Regions from separate parts of the Homo sapiens genome. Here region 1 is linked to region 2. A link is a contact called in ENCODE Hi-C or POLR2A ChIA-PET data. All regions are on one chromosome and are shown on one strand. Each heading gives the region's core, a stretch centred on a gene start or an enhancer-like site at or near the end of the contact. The rest is flanking DNA. Distances are from core to core; before and after follow the strand shown. Region 1 overlaps SGIP1 (SH3GL interacting endocytic adaptor 1). Region 2 has its middle 28 kb from the start of SGIP1.

Region 1 (5,620 bases), core at 2,363-4,862, 57 kb before region 2:
CAATGAGATACCATCTCACACCAGTCAGAATGGTGATTATTAAAATGTCAAGAAACAATAGATGCTGGAGAGGCTGTGGAGAAATAGGAACATGGAACCAACTGAAATGCTCATCAATGATAGACTGGATAAAGAAAATGTGGTATGTATACACCATGTTATACTATGCAACCATGAAAAAGAATGAGCTCATGTCCTTTGCAGGGACATGGATGAAGCTGGGAGCCATCATCCTCAGCAAACTAACACAGGAACAGAAAACAAAACACTGCATGTTCACACTCATAAGTGAAAGTTGAATGATGAGAACACATGGACACAGGGAGGGGAACATCACACACCGGACCCTGTTAGGGGGTGGGGGGCAAGGGGAGGGAGAGCATTAGTACAAATACCTAATGCATGTGGGGCTTAAAACCTAGATGACGGGTTGATGGGTGCAGCAAATCACCATGGCACATGTATACCTATGTAACAAAACTGCACTTTCTGCACGTGTATGCCAGAACTTAAGGTAGAATAAATAAATAAAAAAGAGTAAATGCATCTGAGGAAGGCAAAAACAATAAAACATTCTATGTTTTATACTATATTTTCATAGCTATCATGTTTTCATTATTATCCCCACATGACAGATGAAAAACTAGACCCATCGAGTGGTATGGTTAGGACTGCAATTCAGGTCAACACACTCTTAAATGGTGCTATTCCACTGGACTAGATTCTGCTGCATACGAGGATTAATATTCATTACTCAAAAAGTGATAGAAAGAACTCATCCCACAGAAAAAGTGCATTCTTTTCTTGATGGAAAAAATAAAAGGTTTTGGAGGCAAATATATAAAAGTTACCTTTTCCAAATTATTAGTTGTTATTAGTCTCTGAAACAAAAATGATGGATGGAATAAGAATCAGTGCCTAAGAAAGTTGATGGCCCCTAGGGATCACTCTTGCTCATTATTCACATCGATCTTTAAAAGATCTTATAATGCAAATAGCAAATAAACTGACAGACTGTGTTGAGGTGGGTTGTTTACCGCTAGGGAAACCACCCTGGTGTTCCTCTAAAAACAGGATTTACAGTTTCTGGTTGTTCCAACATATTCTAGCGGAATGGTTAATTTCTCCCAATAAAAGTAAGACATTAAGTGAATATATCTTTCATTCAGTGTAATGGCTAGTTTGGGTTGAATCTAACTGAAGCCGTAAGGACCTAAAATATTTTACTTGAAATAAAATTTACTATTACATGGGCTGGCAAATGAGAATGAGATGACTGCTTACAATTTACACTACACTTGATTTCAGTATTTCCTGCTTTCTACTTTCTTCTAGAAATATAACATAGTAGCATTAATAATGTTTTTCTTGAAAACCTACACTTTATATTCTACAAGAGCGAAGGCAATTCTTAGTGTACTCACCACCCAGTGCCAACACAGAGTCTAGCACAGGGAGGTGAACAAAAGTGTGTTGAATAAATGTGTAAGCAAATGATTTATTTAACTTAGAGGAGCGAGAGTCTTCTAGCTTTTGGATTCCACCGTGACCAGCTTTTTCTGGAAATCTAAGCCCAAATTTCAGAAAGTCTTTTCCAATACAACCTCCAATTTTAGAAATCTCTCTCTCTTCAGAGGTACTTTCTGCTCATACCTCTCTCACTTGGAATTTTTTTACTGCCTCATCGTTTTCATGTATAGCTCTATTGTCCCCAATTAATCTGTAAGTTTCTTGATGCCAGAAACCTTGGTTTATCCTTTTTATGCCCCTTACCCCTTAATACAACTCTAACATAATTAAGTTTGAATTTCTACTCATTTCTGATAATGATGACAGTTTTTGTAAAGACATCCCAAGAGTAACATGGTAAGATGTTTCAAACATAAAATAAATGAAAATCAGGCCATCAAAAATAAGAGCCCATATAAATGAAAGAAAAGGGATAAATTATTTCAGAATTAGTTAGAGTATTATACCTGGGCAATAAATTTGGTTACAAGTTTTCTAGCACTAAACTGAAAAGGGAGACACCCAAATTACATGTCAGATGACAATGCATTAGCAGAAACGTTTTTCCCCAGACATGGAACTCAAGTAGAAATTTACTGGGGGAATCACTGTAGCACAAAGCAAACTGGCAGTGGAGTCAGGGGGTCCTGGTTTTACATCTACTGTCTGCCCCCTTCCAGATTGTATGACTTCGGGCCAGGCACTTAAGCTCTCCAGACCTCAGTTTTTCTTCATTTGGAAAATGAGGACTGATCATTATAAGCCCCACAGGGTTATTGTAAGAAGTGTTACTATTACGCTAGTTACATAACAAAAATACTCACTAGTACTATTGCAAGCTTACTGTACCCCAGACATGAAGTTGAGGACTCTAGGTGTAAAATCTCATTTCCCTGTAAATTCCTCCTTGGGAAGGAGGGGACTGAAGTAACTACCCTAAAAGCCCACAGATAGTAGATTGTGTGATTCTTGGTGACCACTAGATCAAAGTTAGTTTCTTTACCTTTGTGTGGACTGGTGAACACCTCCTACCATTACATTTTTACAAAAAGAATAACTGATGCAGCATGATTTCCTGCTTGTATTGTCTGCTCACGACTGCAGGGCATCTTTGGGCTGTATGTGGACCAGTGTAAAGAGGAAATGGCAGATGACACAGACATCCTAACTATCTCAAGAATCACATGAAATATATGTATTTCCACGCCTGCTTTGCTTGTGTACATTTGTTTATATTGGTCAGGTCAAACCACAGCTTCCTCTGACTCAATGTCACTGAATTTTCCCTGGTTACTGGATACAGTAACATATTGCCTAACTTCATCCGGTCACTCTCTGCTTCCAAGGAGATCTTAGTTCCAGATGAGGCATAAGTCATGACAGCATTTTACCATGTTAGTGAATTATAGAAGAGTCAATGGACTGAGCCTGAGGAGACCTGAGTTCAAGTCCAGGTATGCCACTCCTTAGCCATGGGACATAGGGAAGGTCATTCTGAAATCACCATTGATAGAGTGAGTCAGCTGAACTAGTTTAGTCGTTTCCAAATTGCTTCTTTAGAGATCTGTCTCAGAGACTATTACAGCAGGGTAAGGGGAAGATTAAGATGTTTTCAACTCCTAACTTCAATCTAAGCCGCTCCAATTTTATCAGTTTTTGTTTATTGAATGTTGACTTTAATTTGGTTTAAGAAAGGGCTTCTGACCTGTTGAACTATATGATTGCTTACAGTCTGGGTTTAACAATCTCTGGACACACATCTATTCATGGCAGGACTGGCTGCCCTAGATAGGACCTCTGCGTTACAATTTGCCCCTAACAGTAAGGGATAGTAGCTTTCTAAGAGTTAAGGAAGAGACATTCATCTTTCTCTTTGCTAGCTTCTGAAAATAAGTCAAGTATTTCAAATGATATTCTTTCTCTTCAACTACCACAGGAAGACATTGGTTAGAAGGGAGATCAGATGAACTGGGAAATTATTTACTGCTTCCAGCAAATTACTTGGGTGGAGGGGGGTGGGGGAACAAACTCTTTCTCCCCTTTAGCACTGCTGGGAGGAAGTAAACAAAACATTCCATCCGATGTGATTCAGAATTTCCCAGCTGCTAAGCCAATCAGCCTGCTGGAGAACTCTAAATCACTAGCACTTTCCCAAAACATCATCAAAGCACAGTCTTCCCTTGTGAAGAGATAGGAGCCGAGTGGATGGAGAGCCAGGGTCACAGTCAGGAGATCTGGTAGTTGTCTTTCTTCCCCTTCACCTTGGTGGAATCGGGCAAGTCACTCTCTTCTCTTGTCTTGGTGACCAAATCTGTTAAAGGAAGGCTCTGGACTAGATTTGTGTCTTGAAAGTTTCTTCTTGCTGCAACATGGCATGTTCCTCCAAATAACCCGGGAGTCAGACAGAGGGACAGCTCCAAATCCTCTGGCCTTATGTAACACTTTGCAGTATTAAAGTAGAAGTACCTCCCGTGCCGGCCCTGAGACACACTGACCCTCCCCTATTATCCCAAGGTTTACTGGGTGGGTTGTATCCCTCTTAGGCATCTCTTGTTCAGATTGTGTATTTATACCAAATTCTTGATGTTGTGGTTTTCCTCTTGTAGCTGATTTTTTTTTCTCTTTCTACTTCATACTAATGTTTCCAATAATTCAGGGCAATGCTCTTGCCTCCCTGTTTTTTTCTTCAATTTCTTATAAATACCACATGCAAGAGAGTGTGAGTAATAGATTTTAACAACAGCAACAATAAATATGGAATAACAAAGGATTACATTACAGCAAGGCAGATAACATTTTAAACATTTCTATTCTTAAAAATCACAGGCCATTATTATCACAGAGAACCTTTCACCTGCCAAATTGCCTGGCCCCTCTGTGCATCACCTTGTTCCAGAACCTTGCTCATGCTCCTCCTTCCCGTGTCCCCTCCTGGGCAATTCCTAAATACTTAAAATTTTCCAACTTCCTTTTGTAGAGCAATTCAATTTTTTCTTTCCCCTTGATTTTCCTTGGCTCTGCCCAGGGGCAAGTTTTCCACATCTAAGAAGGCCCAAAGTATTTTTGCTAAAGAAAAAAACCAAAACAAATAAACAAATTGAGCAAGAAGTTTCGGTCCTAAGCATATTCTGCCGCTGGTGGTAAAATACTTTGCCACCCCTCCTTGGTGAATGGAGGGAACCTACCCACTAGTCCTCTTTGTCTTTTCTCAGCTTCGTGCTTCCACTGCAGTCTCTATCCCAGTCTTTATTGTTCATATACTCCCTCTTTTGCATTCCCCAGAATTCTTCCCTGCTATTGTTTCAATCCCTTCTAAAATTCTATCAGATAGAGAATTTCCCCCCTTTGCAGAGAAGAATTTTATCTCCCTGAAACCCTCATCTAGCAAATATTCTTCTTTTAAAATTTCCTCTAATATCTATTGCATTTGGAAAAATGAAATGAAAAATTAAAACTAGCTGTTGTGCAGAGTCTAGATTAGAAGTTGCCGCTCTCCAAAATTGCAAAGGAAGGGACCATGTCTACCCTGTCTGTCATATACTCTGGCACTCTGCTGGGTACTTAGCACATAGGAGGTGCTCACTAATATATGTCAGTGAATGAAAGCCAGATTTTTTTTTTTTGGCTAAAAGAAACTCCCACACCTATTTAAACTGATACAGAAGAAATCTTCGATTTGGGAAGTCAGGAGCTGTTAGATGTATGACTACTGCTATCTGTGACTCAAGATTTTATCAGGAATGGGCAACCAAAAGCAAAATGATGAAAACGGGAAGCAAAATTTAATCCTGGTGTATTTTAACTGGTCTTGTTTGTGGACTTTATTGTAACTTTTCTATAACGCTGAATGTAGAAATGAGTACTAATAAAACATATATCTGTTTCAGACATTGGCCTCCCCTTTTAATATTCCATTTGAATAAAAGGCCTCTGCTATCTAAAGCAGTAACAATGTCAGTTGAAGACTATGACATCGTAGTACTTGAGGGGCAAGAGAGTCCGACAGGTGGGACCGAGTGTCTTCCTCATTTGTGCCATGAATGTAGTATTTTACTTTGCACCCTACCAGAAGCACCATGTTTTAGCAAGCTTCTATAAAGCAGGTACTTCT
Region 2 (5,429 bases), core at 1,250-3,749:
TAATCTTCTCCTCTCCTCACCCACACAACTCATGCTCTCCAGGGCAGCCCCAGAATGCCCCAGTGTCTGTTGGCCTCATCATTACTCTTTTGGTGATGTGCAGGGATCAATAGGCCTTGAACCATTGCACATTCAAGAGCTGCACTAAAACGCTCAGCAATAGCATTTTCACCTTGCTTTGTCTTTAGGGCTTTAACAAACGTTGATCCTTCTCCTCAGTGAATATTAAGCTAGCGGGCTTCCAGTATGGATGCTGATTCTCAAGCCACACTTAGAAGGTTATCCATTCTGCCCTTAACACTTCTTTATGTCTTGCTGAAGCACTGTGCTTACTGTTGATGGCATGATTTAGTTTTTGTCCTTCAAAAATCTTTCCTTCTTACCATACTGCAAATTCATTCATTTGCAATATTCATAATCTTCTCACCACTCTCTGATGATAATATTCTCTCTCTTTTTTCTATTGTACATATGTACCTCTTACTACTAGCATTTACCTCATAGTAAACTAGAGAAATATAGGGCAATTATCTGAAAAAATTAAGGGTCCCCTTTGTGGTTCCAGTCAGGAATTTAAGGTGACTGCCATTGGCATAGCTGAATGTTTTCCCCTAGACGCTCCCAGCTGAAATGCAGATGTGGAATACTGGAGATTTGGATTTAGCCAGGATTCTGGTTTTGCCTTCAGGTAAAATAAAGAGAGAGATGGGTACGGAATTGAATATGTGCAAGTAAGTGACTATAAATATTGACATTGGAATTTGTAACTGGATAAGAAGCAAGAGAGGATATTGGGGCATTAAGGTGTTAACCTAAAAGAAAGAGGCTAAAGCACAAAATGTGATTTAAAGAGTTCACTTGAGCCAAAGTGAGGATAGCTGCCCAGAAGACTCAGACCCGGGTAACCTTGGATATAAGCTCTGTTTGTTACAAGCAGATTTTTAAAGGCAAATAAAAGCGGGTACAGGAGTGGGCTGGTGCAAAGTGGTTTGTCAGGAATTCTCATTGTTTTATAGAAATAACATTGATTAGTGATTGGCTACACATTGTTAACCTATAGGGTATGGGTTGTAGTGTCCGGTGCAGCCTTATTAGGTTAATTAATAGCTACTTGGTGCAATAGCATGCAGTTTCCAGAGATTAATGCATAGCTCTAAGGGAGGAAGTAGGACATGATTGCTGTCTCATTTTAATGCCTCTCCAAGTCTGATAATTTGAAAGGGCTCAATTGCTCATATGAAAGTTCTTTTCTTTCCTCAAAGGGATAGTAAAAAGGTAGAATGGTCAATTGAAGGTAGGTGACTTGAAGAGTCAAAAGACATTGGAACCAGCAGTCAGGGTAGAGGGAATAAACTGGAAAGATGAAAGATGGTGATCAGAGAGTGGGGTGGGGTTATGGCCGGATTGAAGTTAGGAGTCTTGACATCTACCATGTGATCTGGGGAGTAAGGTTGCTGCAGTAGGGTGAACAGCAAGATCTTTGGGGGGCAGACATTAAGGATCTGAGCAGCCAGGCTGTGAAAGTATCACATATGCATATGTTGAAATCACCAAGAGTGCAGATATAATAAGTAGTACAGACAGCATGAGAATGAACTAGGAGCTGAAGTCACCAGAAAAATGTGTGTATGGGGTAATAACCTGGGGCTCAGTAACTAATAGCTTCAATTCCTGTAGACATGATAATAATGTTACTGAAAACCTCAAAACAGAACATAACCAACAAACACACTTAAGCCCAGAAGTCAGTAAAACATTAATAGTATGAATTAAATTGAGCCCTTTGATGTTTTTATCTGATAGACAACTCACTTCTAAGAAAAGATCTGCATGATTTACCAACAAATAAAAACTACGAAAAATATCCAAAAGTCCAGGTTTCTGTATCTTCTGGTTTCTGGGTCTTCTTTTGGAAAATGGGAAGCTTTGTTAATGTCAGCCTCAAACTGACACATGGGAATAATAAACTAAAGCTAAATGCTGACTATCCAATTAGGACATACTCTTTCTAGTTTGTCACAGTCTTCACCACCCCCTCCTAATCACATCTAGCTTATCACCTAGTGACTTATCTCTCTTGACACGGAAAACTGTATCAGGAAAGTGTATCAGGAAAGTATATGAACCCCACCTTACTAGAAATCCTAGCTTTGTGCATATTTTTCCAAGTTCCTAATATTTGGAAATAGAGGTTTCAAATTTTCTTTCTTTTTTTTTTTAACATGGTCTTGTAATCATATGACAGATTCTTCTTGCCTGTGGCATAGATAAGCCCAATTCACTGAGATAGCATTATTGCAGTAGAGTTTAATTAATGCAAAGCCAGCCAAGTGGTAGAATAGGAGTTTATTATTACTCAAATCAGCCTCTTCGAGAACTCAGAGGCTAGGGCTTTTATGGGCAATTTGGAGCTAGAGGATGGGTGCTGCTGATTGGTTGGTGATGAAATCATAGGAATGTGGAAAACGGATGGTCCTCATGCGCTGAGTCCACCTCTGGGTGGGAAACACAGGACCAGCTGAGTCATGAGTCACTGGTCTCAGTCGGGTGAGTTGCCAGAATGCAAAAGTCTGAAAAATATCTCAAAAGACCAATCTTAAGTTTTACAATAGTGATGTTATCTATAGGAGAAATTGGCAAAGTCACAAATCTTGTGACTTCTGGCCATATGATTCCTGAGCATTAAGAGATTATAGAAAAACAAGCTAGGGACAATGGCTGGTTATTGTTTAGCTACACCTACATTTTAGCAGAATTCAGGCCCCTCCCGTAATTCTAATCATTGTTCTTTCATGCCAAAAATTCAGACAAAGGTGGTTTCCATTCCTGAACAGGAGGGGATCAGTTTTAGTAAGGGACTATTATCAATCATCCTTACATTAAAGTTAAACTATAAACTAAATTCCTCCCATGGTTAGCTTGGCCTACACCCAGGAATGAGTGAGGACAGCCAGCCTGTGGGGCTAGAAGCCAGCCTGTGGAGTCAGCTGTGCTAGACTTCTTTCACTGTCATAATCTTTGCAAAGGTTGTTTTAAGTTTGCTCTGTTGCCCTGGCTGAAGTGCAGCATCATGGTCATAGCTCACTGCAGCCTCAAACTCCTAGGCTCAAGCAATCTTTCCGTTGCAGCTTCCCAAGTAGCTGGGAATACAGGCACATGCCACCACACGCAGCTGAAAGTTTCAAATTTTCTACCTTAAAAATTGAAATAGGCTGGGCGAGGTGGCTCACGCCTGTAATCCCAGCACTTCCGGAGGCTGAGGCGGGCAGATCCCTTGAAGTCAGGAGTTCAAGACCAGCCTGGTCAACATGGTGAAACCCCATCTCTACTAAAAATACAAAAATTAGCCAGGCGTGGTGATGGGTGCCTATAATCCCAGCTACTTGGGAGGCTGAGGCAGGAGATTCACTTGAACCGCGGAGGTTGCAGTGAGCCAAGATTGCATCATTGCACTCCAGCCTGAGCAACAGAGCAAGACTCCGTCTCTAAAACAAACAAACAAAAAACCACAAACAACAACAACAATAACAACAAAAAAATGGAAACTTCTGAATATTTGACATGAGGCTTTTGATGTGTTTTTGTTTGTTTGTTTTTGTTTTCATGGTTAGCCTGTTTCTCTTAAAAGCAAAGTTGAGAGAAGGAAAAATACCCACATACTGTATTCTCTTTTCAGTTAGACTTTAGGTTTACCAAGTTTTACCCCACTGCCCCACCACTTCACAATTAATTATGCACATTGAGAAATTGTAACTTATATCAAATTATGTTCTAAATATATTGTTTGTTTCATGGAAGTAAAGATTAATAGCCTAAAAGGGGCTTTAAAGATTATATGTTCAACCCTCTCAATTTATAAGAGAATGGAAGCTCAAGGAGTTAAAGGAACGTGGCCAAGTTCATGCAGCCACACTGCATGGCAGAACTTAAATTCAGATTCTTTTTTTAACTCCCCCAAATTATATTTAAAGACCATAATTAGTTTAGGATTTTTGGAAATACTTTTATCATAAAAAATTGCAAAGGCAGAAGCTTACAGAGTTGAATATATTATATGTATGCCTACCACCCAGCTTTATTGAATTTTAATATGTATTTAGATTTGGAAATAAAATATTATAGGTAGAGTCGAAGCTCTTCTCCCATGTTCTCCTCCAAAATTCTCATCACTTCTGCCTTTCCTCAGAGGTAACGATCTGAAAAATTTGATGTGTTTCAGGAATTCCTTTAGGAACACTTTTAAAAGGAAATAAATTCTAAAAGTAATTACATTTACAGAGAGTTTTTATTCTTACTAAACTCAGTAAACCTTTAATGTTAATAAGAGAATGCAAATAAAGTTTGTTTACAGAAAGAAAAAAAAAACACCCAGTGGAAGGAAACTGACTGTCCGGATATGTCTTCCAGCAAAACACCAAACTGAAACTAAGTTTTACTGACTAAAGATCATACATAAGAGATCTTTTGGTTTAATAATAAGAACCAAATCCTGTTTCTCTATGAGTGAAAATGGAGAGAGATGCTTTATGGGCATGCAACCATGGAGTAACAAAACACCCTATAGCTCAAGGGGTCCTTTGCTTGGCTTAATGCTCTGTTATTGCTGTCTCAAAATTCTAGATACTTTTTAAACAAAGGGCACCATATTTTTATTCTGCCCTGAGCCTTGCCAATTATGTTGCTGGTTCTGGTTCCCAAGGCAAGTGGCAGCTAGCTACCGTCTAAGGACTCTTGAGGTGACAATGGCTGTCAAATCCACTTTGTCCTCAGGAGGGTGCTGTTCCACCTTTAATACTCAGTCCTAGTCTTAGATGCAGACTTTTTGCCTTCATTTCCCAATGTGCAGCTAAATATAAAATCAGGAATGTGTAAGTAGGATTTTAAAGTCTGAGCTACTCCAAAAGAGAAATAGACATGGAAATACAAATAGATATGAATTTGTTATCTATTTGTTGAGCTTTGACCTTGTGCCGGGTGCATGGTAAATTCTGTGTTTCTTTAATTTGTATAACACCTTATGATACAGATGTGATCATTCCCATTTTACAGATAAACTGAGAAACAGGCAGTTTAAGTATCTTCCAAAGAGTAAATAGCTAGTAAAAGGAAGAATTAGAATTTTAGCCCAGTTCTCTCTGCCTTCAGAGATCATAAGTGGAAGTTTTGTTTGTTTTTGTTTTTAATCTAGAAAGGATAATTCTAGAAACAGCCAAGTAACAATTTTTTTTCAATTTTTTTCAAATGTCATTCTCATAAAATGAGAAAGATTTTCCATGGTGCATCATGCAATTTTTGAACCCACCTTACTAATTAGATGCAAGGTCCTGTATTATTGTCCTGTTCCAATAATCATGTATCTCAAGGTTTATTTGTCCAGTGGAAAAGTTAACTATTTATTGTTATGTTAAAATGCGACCCAGTATACCTAG

What was found. Hi-C counts contacts between places; a loop is a spot of excess contacts on that map. ChIA-PET counts read pairs that join two places held with the same protein, here RNA polymerase II (POLR2A). Pooled maps may share reads with other maps.
Region 1: a map of endothelial cell of umbilical vein shows a loop between it and region 2 (7-fold over the local background). The contact joins two enhancer-like sites. A Hi-C loop is called at or near these places in 1 of 168 maps with a recorded cell type or tissue (endothelial cell of umbilical vein) and 2 of 50 pooled maps. POLR2A ChIA-PET finds 5 or more read pairs at or near these places in 1 of 52 experiments (BJ).

What each region holds. Positions count from the first base shown.
Region 1 is chr1:66,561,608-66,567,227 of GRCh38, reverse strand. The region is part of intron 1 of SGIP1 (SH3GL interacting endocytic adaptor 1); the gene reads right to left. Among named protein-coding and RNA genes, the nearest start is that of SGIP1, 30 kb to the right of the region's middle. Within about 2 kb of position 3,612, at least 12 of the 41 ENCODE cell types and tissues checked have a DNase peak (open chromatin) inside an H3K27ac peak, as active enhancers do; they include endothelial cell of umbilical vein, where a contact is called at or near this core.
Region 2 is chr1:66,503,386-66,508,814 of GRCh38, reverse strand. No RefSeq gene overlaps it. Among named protein-coding and RNA genes, the nearest start is that of SGIP1, 28 kb to the left of the region's middle. Within about 2 kb of position 2,499, at least 2 of the 41 ENCODE cell types and tissues checked have a DNase peak (open chromatin) inside an H3K27ac peak, as active enhancers do; they include endothelial cell of umbilical vein, where a contact is called at or near this core.